Regions from separate parts of the Homo sapiens genome. Here region 1 is linked to region 2. Evidence: read pairs that join two places in POLR2A ChIA-PET (ENCODE). Cell type or tissue: OCI-LY7. All regions are shown on one strand. Links, peaks and the distances in the headings refer to the core of each region. The heading gives the core; the rest is flanking DNA.

Region 1 (8,777 bases), core at 543-8,542, 850 kb after region 2:
TTTTTTCCATAAAATTTACTTCCAGTGCTTAATCCATCTACTATCAATTCTGGGCTTATTACTTTAAAAATCAGTTCTGGGTGATGGATGAATTGAGTCAGAATCATAAATGTGTGCTTGTTCAATACAATAATGGGTTAAGGTTACATACCCTGTTTTGTAAAATGTTTAAAGCCCAAAGATAAAAGCTGTTCACCTATCACCTTTTCTCACTCACCAGTGATGCCTAATAGCAGGAGTAAGCTGGGGTGGTCAGGTGGTGGACTGGGAACTTGCTGTCTTGGGAAAAGGAAGGCAAGCTTGTCTTGTTTCTTTGAAGCTGCTGACACTTGGCTTGCTGGGGACATTGGTTGGACCAGCTAACATTTGCTGTCCATCCCGCTTTAAGGCAATCAAAAAGCCACCCCATCTGTTAACCTTGGCAGTATTTAGCTTGTAGATCACTCTTAAGTCCCCAGAATGTTTTCATACAGCGGTTAAATTAATGATTCAATCAGCCCAATTAGCTAGATTTTAAATTGTAATACATATCTTATCCAAAGCCCAAAAGGAAAGGACTCTATTTGCCTACTCCGGGTTTTCAATTCGAGGCCATTAGTAACTTCATGGCAGTATGGGCTAGTCCATGATCTGATGGAGACTGGTTTAAATTCACTCTTTTGAGAACATAGAAGTTAGTTGATTTCAGAAGTGCGAACCCCATAATATTTGGTATATTAATAGCTACTAAATGTATGCCACTGAGAGAACCTAAGCATTTCATCTGGTTGGCAATTAGATCACATTTAGGATATGATTACTCAGATGGAAAATTAGCTTTATCTTTAAAAAATATCCTATGTACTGACAACTTAGAGTCTTTGAGGGATAAGTAGATCAGCCATGAAACACAAACATTTGTTGTCACATCAATGGCAAGAAGACTTCCTGGTTTCATTTAGGAGGGTTTGATGGTTGTCTTCAAAGTGGTTGGAAGCTTTAACACAATAAACACTTTGAAGCACAATGCTTTGTCATTCTCCTGCCTTAGGCCTGCCTGTTTCTGGCATAGATTAGCACTGTTTGTCTTTTTTTCCCCTTTCTTTCTTTTTTTCCTTTCTTCCTTTCACAATGGAAGAGTTTCCCTTTAATGATTGCTTTTGTCCCATGTAAGTACCAAACTTTTTAAATGGTTTTTGGCTGTGGAACTCAACCATGTTGATAAAACTTCATTAATGAAAGGCATTTTCTATGGGAACTTTTGTTGCCATATTATAGTATTCGTGTTAGAACATTGGGTCCCCTGTATAACAGTGATGCAGGCACCACCACCACCATGACAGCAGGAATTACAGCAGGACATTAACTCTAGCCCTGGGTGGCTTTTTCATTGCTGTTTTCCGACAATGATGGGACCTTCTCTCAACACTTCCCCTGATGTGTTCCTGAAGAGAAGTTAGCTAAACCAAAAAACATTCTTCATCATTTTTGTTCACTCAGTTGGCCTAATATTTCCCAAAACCATCTCCAGATTTCAACTGACAAGTTTTCTGCAAGAAAGATGCTTCTCTGGTATCTGCTGAGATCATTTGAAATCATGGTAGAACGCCCAGAATTATGGGCTCTTCTTGAAATTGGATATCATCAAACGAGGTAATTGTTCATTTCTAAGCAGCCTGAAACAGCTTTGTGGTTCTTTGCTTGTGGACAAACAGTTTGCCTTTCCTATTTTTCTTACTGTAGGCACTAATTACAGAACAATTAACAAAAGCCTAAAAGGGTGTAATGGAGAATTTCTAATGAATCCTGACTTATCATGGCTGAAAGAAGACTTGAAGTTGGATTAATGTAGAAACACTGGAATTCTACTGAAGGAGCTGGTGCTTGATTTGATAGAAAAAAAGAATTATTACACTGTTCTATTCCCTTTTTCAGTTTGTAAAACTCCTCAGACAATTGTTTTCTAAGAAAGGATTAAACTCCTATATGAAATGGATTTTGATTTTAAATGATGACACATTCTCTTTCTCAGTCCCATATATATGTGTACAGATATCATATATACACACACATAATCATATATATCATGTATACATATGTGTGCATATATATATACATATGTATGCATATTCAAAGTATTTTTCTATACCTGACTTTAACTTTGTTTTCTTTCAGTAATTTTCACCTTGATTATGATAATATCCATATAAATTTCATTACAAGGTTACTCGTTTATAATTCAGTGAAGTTTTTACTTCATCCCTAAAATGTATTCATTATTAAACTTGGCAGGAAATAAAGGCTAATGCAAGTGCTCATGTATGTACCTGCAGGCACACACACACATACATGCACACACAAATGTCCCACTGTCCACAAAGTAAAATAAAGTACTTTGGATTACCCCTAGCAAAATATGAGAATAGCAAGATAAGACAAAGTAATAAATATAAAGCAAAACTAACAATTCCCATTTTCTAATTTGAAAATAGAAACTTTCCTACTAAAGTAAAAAGCGTTTAGGATAAACTTACATGAACTTGGCATTTCACTTCAAGATAAGTGCCAGTGAACTATCTGGTGGGTATGAAGTGTCTCTGCGTTAAAAAGTTAGAAGTGACTTCAACACTCAATCCACTCACCCCCCTTTTTTTTTTACTACATAAGAAAATTAACACAAAAATGCAATTATGGAAGAACAAAAAGAAAATTAACTTTAGATTTGAATATAGACCTGGGTTGGAATTTTAATTCCAATTAATGTTACTCAATCATGCCTCAGATTCATCTGTAAAAGCAGCAATAACACCTATTGTGCAGGGTAGTTAAAACAATGATATGTGAATATCAAATGAGGCCATACATGGGATATTCCTGGTCCAAATGAGCAGTTTTGGAAGTTACTTTCTCCATATAAACTCTGAGATGGGCACAGATAATAGAGAAAAATTATAGAAGAAAAGGTCGACCTATCAATTAATGTTTGACCTTACTTCTGTAATTCCAAATTCCAACTCTGTTGGTCCCGGTAATAAGACTAAGTACATTTTTCCCCATGTATATAGATCTCTAGCTCTAGTTGCTCCATGCATTTCCAGTTTTCTAGCTAGAAAGGAAAGGAGGAAGAAGGAAAGAGGGAGGGAAGGAATGAATATCTCTTCATTTCCTGTGAGTAGTTGCCACTACACTTGAAGAAATGGGAAATCAACAAAAGAATAAAATATAAATATTGCTGATCCAAGCATCTGCAGCCCATTACCAGCCTCTGCCATGGCAAAATCTATTCTTTTTCTACTTGAGCTCTCTCACTCCAGCTTTTGTTATCTCCCACATTCAGTCTGTTTCTCATCCTCTTCTGGATAATTACAGTAAAAACAAAATTATCACCCAGCAAAGGATGTGTCAATATGTGTGCAAAGTTGATCATGGAAAATAAATAAGACATAAAATAAAAATAAAAATAAAAAATACATCCCAAACAGGTCTTTTTATTTAACATAAGGCCAAAGAAGCTATCAGGCGTTGCTGAATACTGTCCACTAACTGTACAAAATATTGACTGCATGCCTCGCAAACACCAAAATATCCGCTGGAATGCCATAGAAATAAATAACTTCTGCTATAAACACATGAAAACATATCAAACTGTTATCTCTTTAAACATATTGTAAATAAAAAAATTACCAGTACTTCTACACAATAAATATTAAGAAACCATTGACATAGTTGAAATGCACTCATATAAATTAACAACTTTAATTACATTAGCCAAACAGACATTGGTTAAAGAACTGCATGTAGTATGCAAAACAAAACAAAACAAAACAAAAAACAAAGTAAAAAACCAACAAAATAGAAACAAACAAACAAACAACATCAACCACAGAACATAAAAAGTTTTAAAATAAAACAGGCTTCAGATTATCTTGGCTTTCATAATTATATTTTTCTTTTAAAGAAAAATATCAACCCATTGTCAATGCACTGTTTTTCAAAGCATTTAAATAGAGGGTAAAACCCTTTGGAAATTAATACAGAAGAAATGATTCACTTTATGCATAAAAAATAAATAATAATATAGCTGAGACATGTGGTTTGCTTCTGCTCTTGAAGATGTGAACAGCTTCTAAGCATTCATTTTCTCTGACCCATACAACAGCTTCTCAGTGATACAGGGTTTAATTTAAACACATACAATGTCCACCCCCAAACCTTCTGCCCACATCTACAAGTTTTATTTATTTTGTGGGTTTTCAGGGTGACTAAGTTTTTCCCTACATTGAAAAGAGAAGTTGCCAAAAGGTGCACAGGAAATCATTTTTTTAAGTGAATATGATAATATGGGTCCGTGCTTAATACAACTGAGACATATTTGTTCTCTGTTTTTTTAGAGTCACCTCTTAAAGTCCAATCCCACAATGGTGAAAAAAAAATAGAAAGTATTTGTTCTACCTTTAAGGAGACTGCAGGGATTCTCCTTGAAAACGGAGTATGGAATCAATCTTAAATAAATATGAAATTGGTTGGTCTTCTGGGATAAGAAATTCCCAACTCAGTGTGCTGAAATTCACCTGACTTTTTTGGAAAAAATAGTCGAAAATGTCAATTTGGTCCATAAAATACATGTTACTATTAAAAGATATTTAAAGACAAATTCTTTTCAGAGCTTCTAAGATTGGTGTGGGCAGATTTTTAAGAGCCTAGAGTTTAGTCTTAGAGAAAGAGTGAGGAGATAGTAAGGTTAGATAGAGCCACTGAGTTTCAAGAAAAAAACATACTACTAAGAATCCCATATGTTATAATTTAAAGCCTTTACTTTTGGCCTCATGCTGCTAGGTGAAAGAGTGGTTGTTCACAGGACTTGTATTTTCCAAGATGATTAAAGATGGTAAAATACTATCTTTCAATGTTATCAAAAAATGGTAGCAACTTATACTTCTATTTCAAAGCCATATAAATTTAACAAAATTAAAGTTTGTGGGTGTTTGATAACCCAATCACTCAATATCCAATTAAAATATGGAATAAGTTTCAAATAAAATATGGAATTACATTTCTCTGCTTCTGATAACTGTGGTCACTAATCAACCCCCATGTTATCCCCGATATGTCTAGGACTTAGCTTAAAAAGATAGCAGATGTATTTGAGATGAGTGGGAACTATACATGGGTATCAGCTTTCTTGGTAAATTTCTGCTTTTTCCATGGCCTTGACCATCTTTGCTACTGCGCAGTGAACCAGGACTTAATTTCTCACACTGTTTCTGCAGGTTCCGGTACCAAAGAAGATGCAGTTCAAAATACTGCCAGTTTTCCAAGAAATTTTGTAAAGTTGAACATGGCCATCTACTCTTGCCTTAAAACTTTTCTCACCACACCCACCTTCCCACATGCATGATATCCAAGGTCGACAGACCTGGATTAGAATCCACTCTCAAGCTTCTCATGCAGTGCGTATTGTATTTTCTGCATAAGAAAGGGCTGCCTCTAGAACACAGTAAGTGTATTTGCCCAGTAGTGACATTGCCTACATATAGCCAAGTGTTATAGTATACCAACTTAGTATATTTTTCAAGGAGAGCTAAACCACCTTTTGTAATGTTTGGTTTCTCACTGTTATCTTCCTTTCCTATAATTAATTTATTTTAATCTACAAATTGACATAGGGCTAAAAGCTTCAATATTTTACAAAATATTAATTAATGTAATTGTTCCCAATTATTAGAAACTTTTTTCCATTTTTCAAAATGTTTGCCAACTTCACACAAGTGTGTAAAAATAGGGCTCTGGATTTTCAAAAGCACATACATGAATAATTTATTAGCTATTCCAGGCAAGCTAAGTACTAGAATAAACTAGATAAAAACTTGGCTTTAAGCATGTACTTTGATATTTATAAAACAAAGGTGTTTTTTTTTCATTTCTGCATCTGAATCAATACAAATTTACACATGAAGAATTTTGGCTGTAAATTAAAATTTTAGAGATTTTTACTACTGCCCTCACCTCTGCCTCCTCTTAACTGTTCTCTTCCTTACTCTCCCTCTCTTAACACTTTCTCTCAAATTAATTATCTTTTAGTTAGTGATGACATTATTTTTCCCAGCTGGTACAGGTAATATTTCTCACAACCAAGCCTTAATCATTTTTAAAAAATACACTCAACTCTAATTCTGGCCTAAATATTATTTTTCTGAAAAAGCTTCTGATTTAAGATTGATTCCAATAGACACTAAGTTGGAAAAACATCAGCCCAGAGTTTTGATTATCATCCTGTTTTCCCCACAGGGGATAACTTGTAGAAGTGGGAGGGGGCACAAAAAAGAGGAGGAAATTTGATCCCTGTACAATGAAAGAGGGCCTTGCTGAATATTCACTGGAATTTCCAGGCTTTTTCCCATCCGAATTTTTGAAATGCGCCCACCTAGTTCAGAGTAAAAGCAAAAACTATAGCCTATCCTTCTTAAAAATACTGTGTTTTGCACACAAACATTCATTGCTTTAAGAACATTAAAAAATGACAGCCTGAAGTGCTTAAAATGTGTATGGACATGGTACAATACATGTATATATACATACAGATATGCATATGCACAAGCAATGTATATATACACATACAAGCATGTAGTTCCATGAATTTGATTGAACTTGATATCCAACAGTGTACAACTACTGTACATCCAGTATGAAATGTCCTGTTTCATGGATGTAAAAGGAGTCAAAAACCAAACTTCTCAGGTCTTTTAAGCCTGAACACAATCCACACTACTCAACCTTGAATCCCAACCCCTGACTCATTGATGGTGAATGATACCAACCACAGACAGACTGTTTAAAGGCTCACACAAATGTCTTTGGTGTATGTGTCTATTTTTTAAGGTACAAAATAATAATAATAATTATAATTATAATAATAAAAATAGCTATTTTGTGTGCTGTAGCAGTTCTTTTATAGCTCACATTAAGTGCAGCTCTTAAACCCCACCCCCACCCCCAACCAAAGAAAATACTTGTTAAATAAGGATTAGACAGGTCAAACACCATTGTAGTGCAAATAGTAAACGATTAAAAAAAAAACAACAACAACATTTACAAAATATAGAAATGTTTGGATCCAACAGATGGACAAACATATTCCTTTCAAGTATCTCTCCTTGAAGAAAATAAAAATTAATCAGATTACTTCCAATACAAAAAAGTCTCTCTTTTTGTTCTCTCTCAGGTAAACAGTTTCAAACCTATTAGGTTGCATAGTTCTAAGATCATAAGCACCTTAACGAAATGTAACTTGGTATTCTTTTTTCCTTGATCTTTCATTCTTTCCATACTTGTTCTCAATTTTTTAATGTTGTTTGTTTTGTTTTGTTGCAAAAGTGGTACAGAAAAAGGAAGTGTGACCACCTGCACACGATTGTTCTTTTACCAGTATGTGTATATATGTAATGTGTGGAAATGCCTGTGTGTGTGTGTGTGTGTGTGTGTGTGTGTGTGTATGCTGATATACACAGAGATAAGTGTCACACAGACATACCTTATGACCTGGGTAATTGGGTAGGAAAGTGCCTGTGATGGGCCCTTTCAAACTCATGGCTTTCTAGATGCTATTTGGGTTGTTCTAGTCCACACTACTGCAGACTAGATTGGTTGATTCAAGGCTCACAAGGGAACCTCAAGGGGGGAAAGGACAATACCCCGTTTAAACAACTGATGTCATCAGTGTGATTTCAGAAGAAATAAAGGGTACACCATTCTCCCTTTCCCTCCCAATTCCTGTCTCTTTCACTGCTTCATCTCTGAGCCCTGGCTAAGGATTTTTTCCACATCTTCCTTCATCTGTTTCATCAGGTTTTGTTTTTAATTTACTTTTGTTTTTTTTTGTTTTTTTTTTTGTTTTGTTTTTAATTTCTATTTTTCTGGTTAACTCAGAAACCTTAAAAATTTCTTCATTTTGCCACTGTCTTCTCTGGACAACTCTTGCTCCCTTTCCCCCTGGGCTGGGCAACTCTATGAGCACCCACACTCCTCCACGATCATGTTCTGAATGTCCTTTTTGATGATGTTTTGACCATCATCATAGTACAACATGGACATGGGTCTCAGCTTGGTGGGCACACAGCACGATTTGAGGTTGGCAAAGGGGCTATGGCCCCGCATGCGGTAGTGGTTGATGACTGTTGAGTGGAAGGACAGTGAGGACCCGGACGTGCCTGCTATATGGCTCGGGCACTCACCCTCGCAGTAGTTGGCATGATAGCCAGAGGGAGCAATGATCCAGTCATTCCAGCCGATGTCCTTGAAACTGACAAAGAACTGTTTCTTACAGCAGATGTTGACCTTGCCATCACACTCCAAGCCCCGCCGACGCCGGCGATGAGGGTGGTCTTCAGACTGCCGGGCCTGCAGCATGAGGAAAGGTCTGTGCGACTGCTCCTTTTCCTCATCTGCTCCTGCCCCACCTTCACCTCCGCCCTTCTTTTTCCCTTCCCCCTCCTCTTCTTTCTTCTTCTTCTTGCCCAGGAGAACCAAGCTGGCGCCACTCTCCTGGCACTGCTCACAGGCAATCCGAACGTCCAGGGAGCTCTTGCCCTGGTCCAGCAACCGCTGGATGCTGCTGGAGACAGGGAAGACATGCCAGGTGCTCTTCCGAGCGTCTACTACTTTTTCAGAGAGCAACAGTTCACTCCTCTCCCCCTTTAAGCCCACTTCCTCGGCCTCTTCCCCTGTGTCCAAGCTGCCCTGCGGGTGCTTCTGCTGCTGGAAGAGGCGGATGGTGACTTTGGTCCTGGTCCTGTTGGCCT
Region 2 (8,777 bases), core at 583-8,582:
TCATCCTTGAAGCCCTATATAATGCAGATGTTTAACCAAGATGCTACTAAATACTCCCAGAATTATTGAATCTCATTAGCAAGTCAGCATCAGTCACATGGATTCTGTGGGAAAATATAACCTTGAGTTCCGACTGTGAACACTAAGAACACTTCTGTTTACATGTTACACCTCTAGATCCTATCTCTGTGTGATACTCTTCTTACTATTCACCCCAACCCCAGCCTGAATTCAGCAGGGCTGGCTATAGGCCTGTAGTGTGATGAAGGCTACCAGGCATATTAAGGAGGAAGAGAGTACAGGCTCACACACTGGCAGGACAGCCTAGAGGGGGCTCCAGGGACTCCCAGAGGAGGAGTCTTCTGGCAGGACAATAGCCTATGTTTAGAACACTTATATAGTAGTAACTCCAGTTTCAGGGCAACAGCACATGTTGGGGGGTCTTGGGTGTTGTGGTACAGTAACTTAAGTGTGCAGGGGAATGAAAGAAAGTGAGCAGTATGGAGCCTGTCTCCATTCACAAGGGGCCGTGCATGCAAATGTGTGGCTGTCCCTGTGTGCGTCCGGGTATCTCTGGAGAGCACTCATGAGATAGGTGGTGACACAGAGTCCTGAAAAGTAACCCAGAGCAGGCATCCAACAGTTCTGGTTCTTGCTCCGCTTCCTTATTTGGGGGATTCTAGGCAACATGAAACCTCTCAGGGCCTTATTTTCCTTTAATGTTAAGTGGGAAAAATAATTATCCTCCATCCTACAGGGTCATTGTGAGTATCATCTAATATCATATTGTTGTGAAAACACTGTGTCCCATTTAATGTTGTGGTAGTATTAATATTATACCAAGAATTACGTAATAGGACACATGTTCTCCCAAACTTTATATTTTTTAGTGTTCTGCACCAAACAGTTAAGAGAAGGATAGCTATAATGGTTCATACATCCACTCTGGGTTTTCTGTTTGGTTGGTTTTTTGTTTTCCAGGGTTTTTTTTGTTTTTTTTTTTTCCCGGATGTGAGCACTCCTAGCCACAAAGAATTAGCTAGAGAGGAAGATTTCAGGCCAGATATACCTATTGCTTCAGGCCTTCTTTGTTTCTTCCACTCCTACTTTTTTTTTTTTTTTGAGACAGAGTCTCACTCTGTCACCCAGGCTGGAGTGCAGTGGCCCAATCTTGGCTCACTGCAAGCTCCGCCTCCCAGGTTCACGCCATTCTCTTGCCTCACCCTCCCAAGTAGCTGGGACTACAGGCACCCGCTACTATGCCCGGCTAATTTTTTGTGTTTTTAGTAGAGACGGGGTGTCACCATGTTAACCAGGATGGTCTCGATCTCCTGACCTTGTGACCAGCCTGCCTCAGCCTCCCAAAGTGCTGGGATTACAGGCGTGAGTCACTGTGCCGGGCCTCTTCCACTCCTACTTCTATTCTGCATGCTGCCATCCCCTCGGTCCATAGACCTCTGCTCGGGCCATCATCCCTTGACAGGTCTGCATATTTTACCTCTAGATTTTTTTTTTCAGCAGTCCATTTTTTCTTGGTTGTCCCACTGGAAAGGAATCTGATCAGTACTGTTTTTAAACATTGCAATAATAGTCAGATAGATCCCATTGTAGTTGAAGATTACTGGAAGAAAAAAAGAATCCAAACTCCACATGTAGGAATGTTGATCTGAGATGGGTTGTTTTCCAAGACCCATCTTAACAAGAAACATTAACAACCCAAGGAAGTTTCCCTGCTTGGAAAGTTTTTTCCCTTTTTTTCTACCTGCTGAATTATTTCTCCCATTTGTGATGTAAAGTTCCTTACGTGGAAAGTAAACATTGACTTAACTGACTCCTGTTAAATGACTCTTTTCTGTAGGAGAAGCCAGCCTATTTAGTGCCTTGCCATTTCAACATGTGTTCATACACTTATTAGTTAATTTGCCAGATTCCCTGTTTTAAAGTCCCAGGCTGCATTGTATCTTTTGAAAATTGAAGTCATGTACACAAACCACTTTCAAGTTAGGAGAGACATTAAAAATAATTAGGTCCTGCAATATTTCTCTAGAACCATTCCTTTCAGGATCTTGGCACGTGCTACATCATTAATGCATAGCCACCTGCTTTGGGATCAGGTGCTGCAAATTTTCCTCTATTTGTTTCTGGACTGAATGAGTCAGTGAGAGACTTGGTTCTAAAACATCCCAGCTGGACAGTGGTGAAGGCAGCATTTAGAACAGAGAGTTCTCCTCTCCCACAGCAAGTTCAAAGAGTTTTGTACAAGAAGTGCATTTGGTGACGGACTGTGGTAAATACCAAACTCATTAGGATTCAATTAAGTAGGACCCTACCCTTTATTATTGTTTGAAAATCAATAGAACCATTAGAAATTGTTTTCAGCATTGTTTTAACGTGAAATGCTAGAGTTGCCCACTGTGGGGTGCCAATACTTCAAGTGCATCATCCCTTCTCCAGGGTTGGTGAGTTCTCTTCTGTGCTGTAAAAACCTCCCTAGTCATCTTAAACAAAAAATCTCAGTTCTGCTTTTTTAACTTTCTGGGAAAGGTGAAGCGTATTGCAGGAGATTCAATAAAAGCTGGGTGACTAGGTATGTCTTTGTGGGCAAAATGGAGAAGCATGGACTGGACAGCTAAATAGTTGAACTGACTTGTGAATGGTTGGGTCCAAACTGTGATGATTCTTAGGCTGGGGGGTGGGTGGGGAGTAGAGTTTCCCAAAGACATACGCTTGGACCCCATTATTAACACTTTTAATAGTTACATGGAGAAAGATGTTGGAGGCCACGCTTTTGCATCTGATATAAAATCAGGGTTAATGATTTTTCCACCAGAAGTATTCAAAAGTAGACTGGTTATAAATAGGACACACAACGTTTCAATTAGATGGAGCAATGGGCCACATTAACCAGATTGCAGGGTTTTATTTAACTAAAAACTAATTGCAAATAAATTTATTGGTGGGGTTACTAAAAGTCAACTTGTGATTTTAGTCTGTAAAAGTAGATGCATAATATCTAGACTAAGGAAAAAGATAAACCTCCTATATTCTGCGCACCTGGAACATGGCACTTAATTTTGGCACAAGTTATTTGACTAGAGATATAGATAAATTGGAACCCAGACTGGAATTCAGCAGTAAGCAGCCAGAATGATGAAAGACTTATAGCTATAGAACAGTTTCAAATAAAAGAAATGTTTCTTTTAACCGGCAAAAGAATGAAGAAAATAAAAATTATTTGCCATGGCTGTTTAGACATCAGTAACAAGAAAGATTCAAGCCTGTAACAAGTGTTTTGACAGGATAGTATTCGGGGTCTTCTCCACCCTGCTCTTCTAGGAGGCTATGGATATGAATCCATCGATGTGTCATTTGTAAAATGGTGTCCTTTTTAAATTAAAAAAAAAAATTGGGACTTTTTAGTGTTTTCATTCATTATATAGATTGGAGCTGTCCAATGCTTTATTGAGATGATAGAAATGTCTTTCTTTACTGTCCAATATGATAGCCGCTAGCCACATGTGGCTGTCAAGCCTTGGAAATGTGCTAGTCCAACTGAGGAACTGAATTTTAGTTTTATTTAAGTTTAATTCAAACACCCACATGAGGCTGGTGGCTCTGGACCAGGACAATGCAGTTCAAGACACTGCCTTCCTCTTCCATTTCACCTTACTGACAGCTTGGAATTTGGTCTTTTGTCTCTTTGAGATTCACCTGAAAACATAAAAGCATAAGAACAACAGAATTAAAATCTAATTTCCAAAGAACTAGATGTGGACTGTTTTTTGTTTGTTTTAGATTCCTTCCAGGTATATCCTAAATTTTATGCCCAAATTCTTCAAATTTCTTCTTACCTATGATGGCTCCTACAAGCACTTTCCCCTATTTCTTACATGTTGAAATATTGACTACAGAAATTAAGTTCTGCTAGTGCTCTCCTTCTGGCAATACCTACATTCCATTCTATGCCAATCTCCAGAAACTGTTTTCTGTAAAGGATCTACATAAAACCTGATTTGTATGACACAGCAGGCAATCTCCCAAGGCTTACAAACAATTTGGAAGAACGTATTTGATGGCTTTATTGTATATTCTTACTTTGTTTCAAAGCTTTTAAAAACATAAACATATTTATGGATTTGAAGTAAAGTTTAGTTTTAGTTTAATGTTAAGCTTCATGAACCCATTATTAAGTCCTCTGGTTCAGGTAAATCACTTAACTTTTCTATCCCCCAATTGCCAGATCCATCCAATTGGTTAGGAAAATATTTAGTACTTTCCATTTGGAGGAAATCATTAGTATCTTCCATTTTCTTTTTTTTCTTTTTTTTTTTTTTTTTGGTGAGACAGGGTCTCACTCTGTCACCCAGGCTGGAATGCAGTGGAGTGATCATGGCTCACTGCAGCCTTGATTTCCCAAGCTCAAGCAATCCTCCCATCTCAGCAGCTGGAGTAGCTGGGACTACAGGTTTATGTCACTATGCCTACTAATTTTTTAATTTTTTTTTTTTAGTAGAGATGAAGTCTCACTGTGTTGTCCAGTCTGGTCTCAAACTCCTGAGCTCAAACAATCCTCTCAACTCAGCCTCCTAAAACTCTGGTATTACAGATGTGAGCCCTGTGCTCAGGCATATTTTTCATTTTCTTGAAATGGGATGTTAGATACAAAATGAAAAGCATTAATCAGATGTAAGGTTTTGCTTTTGTTTTTGTTGTCTTTTCATAGCTTTTAAAACCTTTTTATTTTGACATATTTGTAGATTTACATGGAGTTGTAAGAAATTATCTGTTCACTTGATTTGCTTCAGTGGTAACACCTTGCGTAACTATATCAGACAGGAAACTGTCAGTGATACAGTTGACTGACCATATGCAGATTTTACCAGTTTTATGCGACTCATTGTGTGGTGAGCGTGTGTGTTTAGTACTATGGAATTTTATCATACACGTAGATCCTTGTGAATATACCCGTGATCAATGTATAGAACGATTCCATCACAAGGATCCCTCATTCTGCCCTTTTAGAGGGACCACCACTTCCCTCTCTCCCTCCTTCTATAATTCCTGTCAACCACTAATTGTTCTTCATCTCTATAATTTTCTTATTTCAAGAATGTTGTATAAATTGATTTATACTGCACGTAACTTCTTTATTTTGGCTTTTTTCACTTAGCATAATTTCCTTGAGATTCATCCAAGTTGTTGCTTGTGTCAATAGTTCATTCCTTTCATTGCTGGATAGTATTCTTTGATATAGAATACAACACCTTTGTTTAACTGTTCACCTACTGAAAGATATTTGTTTCCAGATTTTGCATTACATATGAACATTCATGAGCAGATTTCTGAGTAAATTCAAGTTTTTATTTCTCGGGGATACATGTTTAGGTGTACAGTTGCTATATCGTATAGTCAATGCCTGTATATTTTTGAAAGGAATTGTCGTACTCTTTTCCAGAGTGACTAGAAAAATTTTATATCCCCAACAGCAATGTATGAGTGATCCAATTTCTCTGCATCATCATCAGCATATGGTGCTATCAATATTCCTTATTTTAGTCATTCTGTAGATGTGTTTCAACAGCTAATTGTGATTTTTATTATAATTCCTGAATGGCTAATATTGAACGTCTTTATATATGCTTTTAGCCACCTCCATATTATCTCAGTGAAATGTCTGTTCATGTTTTTTGCTCATTTTCTAACTGGCTTTTAAAAATTTTTACTCGAGTTTTGAGAAATATATAAATTCTAGGTACTAGTTCTTTGTTAGCTATGTGGTCTGCAAATATTTTCTTCAAATTTGTAGCTTGTCTCTTCATCTCCTTAACATGATCTTTCACAGAACAAATAGTTTCCATTCTGATGAGGTCCAATTTATCAATTTTCATTTTAGATTTTGCTTTTGGTATCAAGTCTAAGAATTCTTCACCTAGTCTTAGATAAAGATTTTTCTCCTATGTTTTTATTCTAAGCATTTTACACTTTTAATTCTGTGACCATTTTGAGTTATTTTATTATTATTATTATTTTTGAGACAGAGTTTTGCTCTTTCACCCAGGCTGGAGTGCAATGGCACAATCTCAGCTTACTGCAACCTCTGCCTCCTGGTTGAGCGATTGAACCCAGGTTGCCTCCTGGGTTCAAGCGATTCTCATGCCTCCTCCTCCCGAGTAGCTGAAATTACAGGCACCCACCACCATGCCTGGCTAATTTTTGTATTTTTAGTAAAGGTGGGGTTTCACCATGTTGGCCAGGCTGGTCCCGACCTCCTGACCTCAGGAGATCCACCCGCCTTGGCCTCCCAAAGTGCTGGGATTACAAGCGTGAGCCACCAGGCCTGGCCTATTTTGAGTTAATTTTTTATGGGATATGAAAATTAGGATGAGGTCTGTTGCCTATGGATGGTCAGTCGCTCTAGCACCATTTGCTGAAAAAACTATCTTTCCTCTATTTAATCGCCTTTGCACCTCTGCTAAACATCAACTGGATATGTTTTGTGAGTCTATTTCTGGACTCTCTATTTCTGTTCCATTGACTGAGATTTCTATCGCTCCACTGGTACTACATGGTCTTGATGATTGTAACTGTATAATAATAGTTAAAATAGAATAGAATGAATCTTCCTACTTTACCCCTTTTTTCAAAATTATTTTAGCTATTACAAATCCTATGTCTTTTCAGATAAAATTTAGAATAGGCTTATCTGTGTTTACAGGAGAAAACAACAGTTCTTTCAGGGATTTTGATAGGCATTACATCCAACATGTGTATCAATTTGAGGAGAATTGACATCTTTAATATGTTGTATTTTCAAATTTATGAACACAGTATGTCTCTCCATTTACTTAGGTCTTCTATGATTTCTTTTATCAGCATTTTGTAATGTTCAGCATACTTAAAAGCTTTGTTAATTTTATACCTATTTCATTTTGTTTGGAGTAATTGGAAGGAGTGTTGTGTTTTTAATTTCAGTTTCCACATTTTCCTTATTACTACATAGAAATGTGATTGCTTTTTGCGTCTTTTATCTTGTATCCTAAGGCCTTCATTACATCTAGCGTTTTGTTTGTTTGCTTTATAGATTACTGAAGATTTCCTACATAGACAACCATGCTATCTGCAAATAAGGACAATTTTATTTCTTCCTTTCCAAACTATATGCCCTTTATTTCTTTTTATTGCCTTATTACTGGGCTAGAACTTACAGTACTTTGTTGAATAAGAGCGATGAAAGGGGACATCCTTGCCTTGTTTCTAATCTTAAAGTATATAGTCTTTTATCATTAAGTATGAAGGTAGCTATTGGGTTTTGTAAATGCTTTTTAGTTTTTTATGAAGTTGAAGAAGTGCCCTCTATTCTTCCTTTGGTGAGAGTTTTTTTTTTTTTTTTCACATGTAGGTGTTGTATTACATCTAATACCTTTTCTGCATCAATTGATATGATCACATGATTTTTCTCCTTTAGCCTGTTCATATGGTGAATTGCATTGATTGATTTTCAAATATTAAACCAACTTGGCATTACTGGAATAAATTCTACTTGTTCATGGTGAATACTTCTTTTTTATACATTACTGGATTTTATTTGCCATATTGAGATTTTTAGACATAAGATTATGAGATATGTTGACCCCTAGTTTTCTTTTGATGTACTGTCTGTCTAGTTTTGAGACCATATTTTTATTTTTTAGAGACAGGATCTTGCTCTGTTGCTCAGGCTGGAGTGTACTGGCACAATCATAGCTCACTGCAGCTTCAAACTCCTGGGTTCAACTAATCTTCCCACCTTAGCCTCCCAAGTAGCTGACACTGTAAGCATGTATCACCCTGCCCAGCTAATTTTTATTGGTTTTGAGATCATAAAATGAGTTGGGAAATATTCCTCCCTCTTCTATATTCTGGAAGTGATTGTGTAAATTCTTTTTTAAATGTTTGGTATAATTCTACAGTGAAACCATAGAAACCTAGAAATTTCTTTTTTAGAAAATTTTAAATTATGAATTCAGTATCATTAATGATTATAGAACTGTTCAACTTACCTATTTTAATATTTTTTGAGTTTTGGTAGTCAGTGGTTACTGAGTAAAAGGTCATTTTCTGAGTTAAATTTTTAAGAGTAAACTTTTAATGACTGCAGGATCTGGAGTGATGTCCCTTGTTTCATTCTTGATATTTGTAATTTATGTTTTCTCTATTTTTATTTTGTTAACCACAATTTTGTTTCCAATGAAACAGAACATTCAATAAACATCCAAGTGACTATTCTACAGTAAGTTTGACTCCCCAGACCAGTGATGTGCCAGTGAATGTGCAGTAATGCCCACCGAGTGTGCTACAGGAAATGCTGGAAGCCTCTTGGGCAAAACCCAGAAGAGGAGAGCATCCCAAATCTGTTTTCAAAAAAAAAAGAGGTTTTCTCATTTTCTGCTTCCTTTATGGGTGAGAGCCAGCTTATCAAAGAAAAAACAGATGACTCAGTGCCTTAGGTATTTATCAAAGTGTGAAACTGAGGTTTTCCACCTCAGTTTTCTAGCATGCCAACTCAAAAATGCATATTGCTGAGCCTGGCCTTACACATACTAAAGCGGAATCTCTGTGAGTAGGGCTCGTTATCTAAATTTGAGCCACTTTGTGAACTCCATGGGAGTCATCCTGCACTCCTCAGAAAGTCTCATTATGTGAATAATAATCCTTTCATACCCTCTTGGTATATGCTTGTAATCCTAAGTCTCAACATCCAAATGAAGTTTTGGGTGGAGGTCAGTCCTGCAGGGTGA

The links. ChIA-PET counts read pairs that join two places held together with the same protein. Peaks named below come from ENCODE experiments on the same cell type or tissue, not always from the same donor. Only the 100,000 strongest peaks of a DNase experiment are listed, where the experiment ranks them.
Region 1: POLR2A ChIA-PET joins it to region 2 with 15 read pairs; 2 of 35 experiments call an interaction of 5 or more read pairs at or near these places.

Annotation. Positions count from the first base shown.
Region 1 is chr7:41,681,667-41,690,443 of GRCh38, forward strand. It overlaps INHBA (inhibin subunit beta A), which reads right to left. Exons shown (of 3, transcript NM_002192.4): 3 at 3,448-8,777. The coding sequence ends at 7,984. It overlaps LOC107986789 (a long non-coding RNA gene), which reads left to right and starts at 1,509. Exons shown (of 2, transcript XR_001745187.2): 1 at 1,509-1,632; 2 at 1,723-1,971. In OCI-LY7, for the core only: no CTCF peak of the experiment used is centred there; no DNase peak of the experiment used is centred there.
Region 2 is chr7:40,831,571-40,840,347 of GRCh38, forward strand. All of the region lies in intron 13 of SUGCT (succinyl-CoA:glutarate-CoA transferase), which reads left to right. Among named protein-coding and RNA genes, the nearest start is that of LINC01450, 140 kb to the right of the region's middle. In OCI-LY7, for the core only: CTCF peaks have their summits at 2,414 and 2,616; DNase peaks (open chromatin) are centred at 2,451 and 4,861; H3K4me3 peaks cover 888 bases; H3K27ac peaks cover 1,939 bases.